Regions from separate parts of the Homo sapiens genome. Here region 2 is linked to region 1. A link is an interaction called in ENCODE POLR2A ChIA-PET data of the cell type or tissue named here. Cell type or tissue: PC-9. All regions are shown on one strand. Links, peaks and the distances in the headings refer to the core of each region. The heading gives the core; the rest is flanking DNA. Region 1 overlaps ABCA4 (ATP binding cassette subfamily A member 4). Region 2 overlaps SLC44A3-AS1 (SLC44A3 antisense RNA 1).

Region 1 (5,374 bases), core at 177-5,176:
AATCTGAATTTCAGATAAATGAATACTTTTTAGTACAAATATGTCCCAAATAGGGACCGAATAGAACACAATTATTTGAAAAAATTATTTGTTGTTTATCTGAAGTTCGAATTTAACTAGACACCCTGCATCTATCTTGTCTGCAGGCCCTAAGCCCTGCAGAGTGCACATTCTGCAGCTCCTAGGTAGCTCAAGGATAGTGGTTCTTGAAGTACAACCCTCGTGATGGCCTCTCGAGGATCAGGTGGCAGGGGAGAGGCCTGGACCTTGGCCAGGGACCTGTGGCCACCCAGCACCTTAACTGGCTCCTAGAGTCCTGGACTCCCATAGCATTGGACAGACACTGAGTACCGTGGGCAAATTCGTGAGATTCCCGGGGCACCACAGTCTCCCATGACATCTAACGACGTGGCTCTCTGGGCTGGAGGGCAGAACAGGCCTGAGCTCTGCCACCTCCTACACTGTCCAGACTACACATGGCAGCCTGGTCCCCACACGAGGCACAGGTTACAGCTGACCATGAGTCGGTGTGGACACTTTCGATCTCAGGGACCCATAAAACATAGTGAAACCAGAGCACTGAAGAGGGTGTGTTAAGAATAGCCACTAAAAGCAGCTAGTATTTACTGAGAGTTTACTATGTGTCAGGCGCCCTTCCAAGTGTTCACATATATTATTTCTTTTAACTTCAACTGCCATGCTGGTAGGCACTTTTACTATTTCCATTTTACAAATGAGGAAACGAGAGGCACAGAGTGGTTAATTAACTTGCCTGAAGTCACATAGCTAAGTGTGTGGCCTTGTGAGATTTGAACCCAGAGCTTAACCATCACCTGTTAACTCTCCAGTGAGTAGGGAAGAGGGAGAAGGCAGGACAAAGAAGGGTGGGTTTATAAATTATTTCACTGAGGAGGCAACATCTGAGCTGGGCCTTGAAGCATGTCCAGGAGTTTACTGGGCTGGGGGTGAGCCAGAGAACTGTGCCCCTGTCATCTTCTAATTCCCTAGATGGAGAGAGGGAATGGTGAGGTTCCTTCTGAGCTGTGCTAAGACCCCAGGCAGAAAGGACCAGGAGGGGTATCCAGTCCTGATGGTAAAGGACACAAATCCATGTTCAATGAGCATGAGTGACAACACAGAGGCGAGCTCCCATGTTGGACAGCGCCCAGAGAGAACGTTGCCATCGTGATGGACAGTTCTGGGAACAGTGCTGATAAGGAGCCCCGGAACTGGATGGAGGTGGAGATACAGATCAGGAGCTAGAAGACAGGTGAGCCCACAAGGCAAAGCATCCTGGGAAGTGGGCAGGGAGGGCCGGGTTGGCTGGAACGTGCCTCTGCGAAGCGCAGATGGCTCAGCGTTTGCTAATCAGCAGAGCATCAGCTCATCAGAGCCAGCAACATGAAATAAAGGCACAACCTGGTGACCCCGGCCTCCATTCTCCAACATGAAAGGCCTTGGCACTGATGCCAGAAGCACAGTACTAGAGATCTAAATGTCACATTAGTAAGGAACTGGAAAGAAATTTCCCCGAAATTCCTGTCCTTATCTTCATCTCCCTTTTATTACCAACTGGAAGTCATCAAGGCATTGTCAGGACTTGAGTTTTACGAGCTGAAGAGAAAGCAAAGGGGAAAATGAGCAATCGGTGCCGACAGCACCCCCTCTGTGGGGGTGGGAGAGGAAGCTAAACAGGGCCTGGCCGGAGCCGCACCACCCAGGGCCTGGGCACTGCAGGCGCCAAGCTCACCCTGCCTCCAGGCTGACCCTAGGTTCCCCTTGTCTAGTTTCGGTGAAAACCTCAGGGTCTGAGAAGCCAGAAAAGCAGGTATGAGCTCCTTCATTGTGCAGGGAACCAGTGTGAGAACCTGCTTCCAGGAGCTGGTGCTGACCAGGTGGGGTGGGGTCCCTCACTCCTCTGGACTCAGACAGCACCCTGTGCAGACCTTGATCTCAGGGTTAACACAGGCTCTGAAGTTCTGTTTATGTCTCGTTCTCTCCTGGAGTCTGGAGGAGGATCAGACCCAGCCAGGAGGGAGTCGGGAGGGTGTCTGGGATATCAGCTGCTGCAGATCTAGCATTCTCGCTGTGTTCATCACACTGAAGAAGCTGGGCGGGGAGCCCAGAAGGCCCAGAGGACAGCTGCAGCTCTCACACCTGAGCCTGCGGAATCACCTGGAGGGCTTGTGAAGCACAGATTGCTAGGCCTTATCCCAGGGCTTTGGACCCAGTTCACCTGGAGTGGGCCCTGATAATTTGCATTCCTAACAAGCTCCCAGGCATCGCTGATGCTGCTGGTCTCTGGGCTTTGAGAGCCACAGGACTGAAGTAAGAAACACTGGATTAGGATTGAGAGGACCTGGATTCCATCTGGCTCTGACAATTTCTAGCCCTGTAACTGTGCACAAATCACCCCATCACCAGACGCGCAAGCCTCCTTCTCTGACCCATCTCAGGATTGTTGTGAGGAGTAAGGGAGCTAAGGGATGTGCAAGTCGTGAGTTAGTGGTAAGAATGCTCTGCATAAATAGAGGAGATTATTTAAAGGGGTTAGATAAATTGGGGGCGTATACACAGGTCAGAAATGTGCCAGGGGATAGAAGAAGGAGTTTGCCTGGTGCTGAGAAGGAAGTGGTCCAGGAAAGCAGAAGTGGGCTCTTCTGCAGCATCTCAGGTTCTGTAGCCTCGGGACGCCACCCCAGCACTTGCCAGCACTGTGCTGGCAGCTTCCAAGCCCGGAACTCCCCTCTCACTTACTGTGTGGCTGACAGACAACTCTGCTCAAATACCACCTCCTCAGGAAGGCCTTCCTGAGCATCCCCCTTAAACCTGCCCCTCCGTCCCTCTCTAACCCTCGACTCTACCGGATTTTCCTTGCAGCACCCATCACAGCCAGAAGTCACACAGCGGAGTCTCTGCTTACCTGAGCATCGCCTGTGGCCCCACTGGAATGGAAGCTCCCTGGCCTGGGGTTTTGCCTGTCTGGTTCACACTGTGTTCTAGTACCTACAACTGTCCCTAAATATTTGAGTAATAAATGAATAGATTTCTGTTTCCTCATCTATAAAGAGAAGGTTGTGCCCCATGATCTCTAAGGTTCCTTCCAGTTATAAAAACCTGAGATGTTTTAAGGTCACCAGGATGTGTACAGCTTCGAATCCTATGTTGAAAATGATCACGATCTCAAGTGATCCCCCGGTTTTTTTCTAAATACAAGGCATTAAGTGATGGATTCTGAATGTGAACACAAGGAAGAAAGAAGAAAAAAGCCAATATATTTCTTGCCTTTCTCAGGCTGGGTGCTTCCCTCCCCTCCAGGGACCACTGGCCAGTGACATCCCCCTACCTGCTCTGGACGGACTTGAGAGTTGATCAGAAGGTAGACCACTGAGTCAGACAGGCCGATGTTTTTAATGAGAAATAGTGTCAGTGTTTCTTCATCTTTCAAGATATCCCTTATTCGTATTCCTCTTCCTACATATGAATAAGAGAAAGAACAGGGTGTTGAAGGGGAAATGGGTCAAAAAAAGGAAAACAGCCAGAGTCGATTGGAAACACTTGTAACTCAACTCTCAGAGGAAGGTTCTGTTCTTGGGGTCTCTGGGAGCCCCTAGAGGTGAGGCTCTTGCCAGTGGGCTGCCCCCAACACATTGACTGCTGAAGCAGCTGGGCCCAATTTAGTAAGAAGGTGGAAAAAGTTAGCCAGGGCTGGATGGGGGTGTCAGATGCTTTGTGGGGTTGGTCTAGGACAGTGCTTCTCATTGAGGTGGGGCTGGGGAACTGAAACAGGGGAATTTCATCCTCCTGGAAATATTTGGCAAGATCTAAAGACATTTCTGGGTGTCACAACTGGGGAGGTGCTGGTGGGTAGAGGCCAGAGATGCTGCTAAACATCCTGCAAGGCCCAAGACACTCCTCCCTCCCCCACACAAAGGATTATCTAGCCCCAAGTGTCAGTGATGCTGAGGCTGAGAAACTCTGGTCTAGGATTGGAGGAGACACGTGCTCTTCCCACACCGCAGCTGTCACAGGGTAGAGGACCCCTCTGGGTGTTTCTATCATCTCAGCTTGGGCTGAGATGCTCAGGGCACTGACATGGACTAAGAGAAATGAGTTGGGGCCATTAAGGGCAGGAAAAGCTCCAGGTAGAAAGAGGAGAGCCAGGCACATGCCGGGGCTTGCCTGATGAGCCCTAGTCAAGCTCCCTCCAGCTCCTCTCAACACCTGTGGGAAGCAGGGTTTCTTTATAAGGAGGCATAAAGAACACCTAACAGTTAAGGTGACCTTGGGGCAAGTGATTGAGCCTGTCCCCGTGTCTGCATTTTCCACATCTACCTCATAGGATTGTTGATGCGGGGTAAGGAATGTGAAGTGCTTAGCTCCCAGGCCTCAAAACAGCACTCAATAAATGCTTATTATGATCGAATTAATATAATTCTTACCCCTCCTGGGAGATTCACACAAGCACCCTCCTCCTCGGCTGGCTTCCAGGGCCAATGCTTGGCCTCAACCCTGCTAGTGCTATAGTTCATGAGGCTCTGGCCAGAGAAGAGCCTTATGGGCCTGGATGTCTACGAAGGGACTTCAACACAAAGGGAAAGCACTGGGGTGCGTGAAAATGCCAATCTCTTCACCCCGAGTGCTTCAGGGGCATGGGTGACTGTTTATCTCCCAGTTCTTCTCTAACTAGCTTTAACCATCACATGTCCCCATTCTTTCCTGGTCCCAATTCCACGGCATCCCATCCTCTTCCTCTCCAAATTCTCCCCTCCCCCAGTGGCCAAGAGGCCTGCCCCTGTGTGCTGGACAGCCACCCTTCTCATCCCCAGGTTGTGCCTTTCCCTGAACAGCACCATATCCGGATTTATGTTGCAGCTAGTTTCCTCTGGAAGGGTCTTGCGCCAACCCCACAGGCCTGTCCATGCAGCTGGGGCAGGGGAAGCCGGTCTTGAAGTTCGACCACACAGTGGCACAGTGGCTTCTCTCACAGTAATGGGTTCCCTGAGAGTGGTGCCCACTGTCACTCCCCTTTGCATAGGAAAGATCCAAGGACTTTGGGGAAAGCTGGACACAGGGCCCGAAGGGAGGAGGAGGGCTCTGAGAAGGGCTGCTCCCTTATATTCTAGTCTTCCCTCTTCAAAAACATAAATCCGGCTGTCTTCCAAACCCAGCCCTCCTGCTTTTCCTCCTGTCCCTGGGTGCCAGCTCCATTGTTCTTTTCCCAATTACCCCTTCATACACAGCCTTGTACACTCTCACTCCACCAACACCATCCCCAACACACGCACACACACACGCATGCACACACATGCACACACACATGCACACATGCGCACACATGCACACGCACGCATATGCAGACATACACACATGG
Region 2 (5,374 bases), core at 90-5,089, 710 kb after region 1:
AGGAGAATCACTTGAACCTGGGCGGTGGAGGTTGCCACTGCACTACAGCCTGGGCGACAGAGTGAGACTCCATCTCAAAAAAAGAAAAAAAATGAAAATGTAGTTTTACATTTCCAGTTAAACAAATGAACATTGCAGGTCATAAAATTCACTGAATGTTGCAGTAAGCTGGCTCTGGGAAAGATAAACAGAGGCTGCGGTTTGACCTGTGGGCCCCTGCCCTGCCTTTCATGACACTGCTCTCAGCCTTCAGAAGCCCTGGTGGCCTTGTGGTGTAGCTCTCTTCCTCTAAAAACCTGAGATAAGAAACGTATCTGGCATTAGTCATTTACATCTTATTATGGATTTATTACTCAAATGCCCTCTCCCAGGGCCATTTGTATTTTAATTTTTTCTCCAATGTGTGTTAAAAAGTTGTCCTCTCTAAGACAGCATTTTAGGTACATTAATCAGGTAGGGTAGGCACGAGAGAGGAGGGCTTTTCAAGTGCCTTGACAATCATTCCACCCACTTACCTAAGACCCTGCATATTTCAAAACAAATTAAGTTGTCCATGTCGTCAAAAAATGTAGTCTTTAACAGCACTACCCAGAACTGCTGCGTTTTTTTTTTTTTTTGGCCAGTGTTAATACTTGTTACACACACCACACACACACACACACGGGTACTTTGGTCAAATCTCTAGTATACTGATGAACACTGCAATAAATGGGATACAGAACAATATTTCTAAACCATATCTAACCACAGGATATTTTTTTCAATAGCGCCTCCAGGTCTACCGTTCCTCAGAACATGCAAGAGAGACCAGGTCATAATCTCCCTTCTGTTCAGTCTCCAGCACCATAAAAGAATAATTTGAAATGCCTTCCTGCTAGAACTCTCATTACTCATTAAAAGACACAGAAAGAAGAAAATGGTCTCTCAAGACTGGTACTCAGAGTGTCTCAGAGTGCCAGCAAGTGCTTCAGCAAGAGGCATCCCAGACACAGGTAGAAATGCTTGGTGAAGGTAAGTAGGAAATTTCTTGAGGTTGTTCATAGGAAGGCTCTGCCCTGCACAAATGCAGAAATGTAGGAGACAATAGATGTGATTAACATAAAAACACCACTAATATCCAACTAAATGGAAATGGTGAGACAAAAGAAAGCCAACAAATTAGACCAACCAGTCCCCAGCAGTTCATACATCTTATCTTCAGTAGAATTCAAGGACTTAGCAGTCTGACTGTTCTATCCTTCTATACTATGGTCAGAGAGTCTATGGTTAGATTGTTTGGTTTAGTCTATAAAGAACCAACCTCAATTTTATTTTATTTTTATTTTTTTAAACTTAAAAAAAGAGAGAGCAAGAGACAGGGTCTTGCTATGCTCCCCAGGCTGGTCTTGCATTCCTGGCCTCAAGCAATCCTCCCTCTCAGCCTCCCACAAGGCTGGTATTACAGGCATTAGCCACTGCACCTGGCCTTTTTTAACTTTTATTTTAGATTTAGAGGGTACATGTGCAGGTTTGTCACCTGGGCATATTGCATGATGCTGAGGTTTGAGGTACAAATGATCCCATTACTCAGGTAATAAGCATAATAACCAGTAGTTAGTTTTCTAATCCTTGCTCTCCTCGTTCACTCCCCCAATAGTCCCTAGTTTCTATTGTTGCCATCTTTATGTCCATAAATTCCAAATGTTTAGCCAACCTCAACTTTAAAATCACACATTAAAAAAAAGTGTAGAGTTAAAAAGTTCCAGATGACTCCCTACCATACACCATCATTTTTTGTAATATCCCCTAAAAAGCAAACTAAATTATGTTATTTAAGGAGTGAAATAATCTAAAATAATAAGTATGTTTAAGTAGGCTGGGCGCGGTGGCTCATGCCTGTAATCCCAGCACTTTGGGAGGCCGAGGCGGGCAGATCACCTGAGGTCAGGAGTTTGAAACCAGTCTAGCCTACACAGCAAAACCCCGTCTCTACTAAGAATACAAAAATTAGCCGGGCGTGGTGGTGCGTGCCTGTAATCCCAGCTACTCAGGAGGCTGAAGCACAAGAATCACTTGAACCCAGGAGGCAGAGGTTGCAGTGAGCCAAGATCACACCACTGCATTCCAGCCTGAGTGACAGAGTGAGACTCCGTCTCAAAAAAAAAAAAAAAAAGGTATGTTTAAGTAAGGGGGTAAACAAAACTGAGAACAGTGGTTACCTCTGAGATTGAAAGCTTAGCAGGAGTTGTGTCCAAGGAGAAGCATTATGGGAATATTCTAGTTATTTAATTGGGTAGTGAGTTTAGGTGTGTTCATGTCATTATGCCTTATAACTTAGTATATACCCCATGTGTACTACAGTTTTTATTATGCAATGTTTGATATATGCAAAAGAATATATTAACATAAATAATGTAATGTGACATATATAATCTTTTGTAACTAAAAAATATTTTTTAACCAAACTGAAAGTCCCTCAGGGCTAAAGGAGAGACTGTGTTCCAAGGAACACATTTAAGAAGGGAGCCTGGTGGCTATACTGTTCCCTTGCCTCACCTCCCCATAAGAATTTTCCTGCTGGGGCTGGGCATGGTGGCTCACACCTGTAATCCCAGCACTTTGGGAGGCCAAGGCAGGTGGATTATCTGAGGTCAGGAGTTCGAGACCAGCCTGGCCAACATGACAAAACCCCATCTCTACTAAAAATACAAAAATTAGCCAGATGTGGTGGAGCATGCCTGTAATCCCAGCTACTTGGGAGGCTGAGGCAGGAGAAATAGTTGAACCTGGGAGGCGGAAGTTGCAGTAAGCTGAGATCGTGCCATTGCACTCCAGCCTGGGCAACGGAACGAAACTTCATCTCAAAAAAAAAAAAAAAAAGTATTTTCCTGCTGGAATCTTGCTGCCCCCACCAAGCCTACCCTTGCTCCCTGCTCTTCAGAGGTACAAGGGGAACACAAGCCCCTCTCCTTCCAGTCCTTTGAGCACAACCAAGACAGGGTAGCATTTTCTAAAAGCTGTTCTACAAAGTGGGAGCAAATGAGAAAGATACAATCACAGAAAGGCAAACGGCTTCTTGGTGTGGCATGCTGGGCCCTAACGGCTGAGTTAGTTCTGCCCTCAGAAGTATACCTTCTCTCCCTCCCTCCTTCTCCCCCTTATTTTCATCCTCCAGTGATACTACATGGCTGGGGGTCCCCTGCTGCTCCATGCCCCTAGCCCTTTAGCCATGCTCTCTCTTCTGCCTGGGAAGCCCTCCCCACCTTTCTCTATCTTGCCATTTCTTGTTCATCTTGCACCATTCAACTCAGGCCCCCTCTCCCAGGAAGGCTTCTTGGAACCCTGGGACTGGGCAAAGAACCCGCATCAGCCTGCCTCATCATTAACCCTCAACTGAGCTTGACCTCGCTGGAGTGGGCAAATATTCCTTCTTGGTGTTCGTGCCCCTTGAGTTGGCCCAAGTCCTGGCACAAAGCAAGTGCTGAGTCAATCCCTGTTGAATAAAGATAGGCTAAAATTAATCAAGGTTCCCCCAGAGACCAGATTTCTAATCCAAAGATTTCAAGGAGAAAAGAAGGTCTTCTGAGGCTGAAACTTCCTCATCCTGAAATGACCAGGATCCAGATTTAAAGAGCTGGGAGTCCTTTGCACACACACCTTGCTTGGTTTCCTTCCCCCCACCTCCCTCCCTGTCTCAGCCAAGTGCTCCCCAGTGCCTCCTTATCTATCCAGTATATCTTGGGCCATTTCTGGACCAAGTACAAAGACCCAAGACCTCTTGCATCCTTCATCTCATCTCTGGCTTCCAGTCTGAGGTACAAGCCCCCATGGCTGACAGGAAAGGCAAGATGGGGAAGGATCTGGTCCTTCTGAGTCAGTGATCCTGCCCGCACTGGAGCCTCTGATAACTGACTCTTGTAAGGTGAGCCCCTTCTTAGTCTGGGACGAGAAATTGCTCCATCAGAGTCTAACATCATGGTATTTTATCCAGAGGGCATCAGGCCCAAAGCATGGTGGGAACTCAGCCACAGGAGCTGATGAGGAGGGTAAGGAAGCCTGGGAAAAGTGGGATGAAGGGTGGGAAGTTCTGGCCTTTCTTAGTGCTGGCCCCAAAGTACAGTGTCAATAAGATTCACAGGCTGAAGCTTAGGTCAAGCTTCAGTCTGCATCTGGGAGACCTGCCCCAAAGAGGTAATAGTCAGACACTTGAAAGCAAAGCAGGCAACCTGAGTGGCCCTAACTGCATCTTTGTGTGACCAGATTGGGACAGAAGCAAGATCTCAACATCTTCAGAGAGCACCTAGAAGTTTTAGAAAAAGGTGCCAAAGGCCTTTGGAAGAGATGCAGATTAGAATATAAGACAAACATGAAAATCATGAGAAAGTTAGGAACAGATGGGCAGGAGGGGAATGTGAGGTATAGGATGAAGAAACACACAGAGAAGAGGAAAAACTGTTAAGGCCAAAGTGCTACAGAAGCTCCAGGGGCCTGCATGGGGTTGGAGTGAAGAGATTGAGGGTGGGAAACTGTGAGAGCTTGGCACCTTAGCTGAGCCAATAGATCTGGAGATACAATGATCCTAAGGCTAAGTAATGATGTTGCCTCAGTGAGGAATAGAGAGGGTCAGGCATGAGTGCCCAAGCTGTGGGGGGTAGAGGGGAGTAAAAAAAAAAAAGGCAGAAACAAAAGAAACAAGGTAGGTATGTTCAAGAGCAGGTGCATCCATACAGAAGTGTTAAGCATGTCTACTTCCCAAGTGGAAGCTCAGGAGGTGGCATGCATTGTCATCATCTGTGGGAGTACAGTCAGGGTGGTGGGAAAAATTGTAGAGGAAAAATTATAAAGATAGTTATAGAAAATAAACACAAACCCTCCTGGAAGGCTGGGGGGTTTGCATGGCTTCAGTACCAGATTTGGCTGAAGGCAGCCTAATCCTCTTTACCTTTAGTTGATAGCAAAAAAGCAAACAACAAGGGAATGTGTGGAGTTGAAATAGCTTGTTTACTCTTGTGGTCCTAAGACCAAACTGATCAACCTCAGGTGCATAATTGCTCTCTGCTGGGGGGTGGGGGGGTCGGCAATGTTAATTACCCTCTAGTGGTGTTTACTCAAGACCTTTGTCATTTAATCTGTACTAAATAAATGCAAACTTTGCCAGCTTATGGGGCAATGCTCCAGACTCAGAACAGAGCCCCTTAGCTGGACTGACAGCTGTGTTAGTGTATGTCTCTCATTCGTTGCTGGGTCAGGGTCTGCAGGTCGGACCCTACAGTCATCGTGTGTGTCTGTGTGTAAAGTTAGAAAAATAACAAAAGTAGAGAAAATAGTTTAATGAACCCCCAGCAATTTAACGAAGTTTAATGAACTTCAGCAATTATCAATGGATAGTCAATCT

The links. ChIA-PET counts read pairs that join two places held together with the same protein. Peaks named below come from ENCODE experiments on the same cell type or tissue, not always from the same donor. Only the 100,000 strongest peaks of a DNase experiment are listed, where the experiment ranks them.
Region 2: POLR2A ChIA-PET joins it to region 1 with 12 read pairs; 1 of 35 experiments calls an interaction of 5 or more read pairs at or near these places.

What each region holds. Positions count from the first base shown.
Region 1 is chr1:94,099,669-94,105,042 of GRCh38, forward strand. ABCA4 (ATP binding cassette subfamily A member 4) reads right to left here. Exons shown (of 50, transcript NM_000350.3): 5 at 3,347-3,474. Among named protein-coding and RNA genes, the nearest start is that of ABCA4, 19 kb to the right of the region's middle. RefSeq lists an enhancer at 1,723-2,223. In PC-9, for the core only: no CTCF peak of the experiment used is centred there; DNase peaks (open chromatin) are centred at 1,593 and 2,083; H3K27ac peaks cover 3,662 bases.
Region 2 is chr1:94,808,056-94,813,429 of GRCh38, forward strand. All of the region lies in intron 1 of SLC44A3-AS1 (SLC44A3 antisense RNA 1), which reads right to left. Among named protein-coding and RNA genes, the nearest start is that of SLC44A3-AS1, 9.5 kb to the right of the region's middle. In PC-9, for the core only: no CTCF peak of the experiment used is centred there; a DNase peak (open chromatin) is centred at 246; H3K27ac peaks cover 412 bases.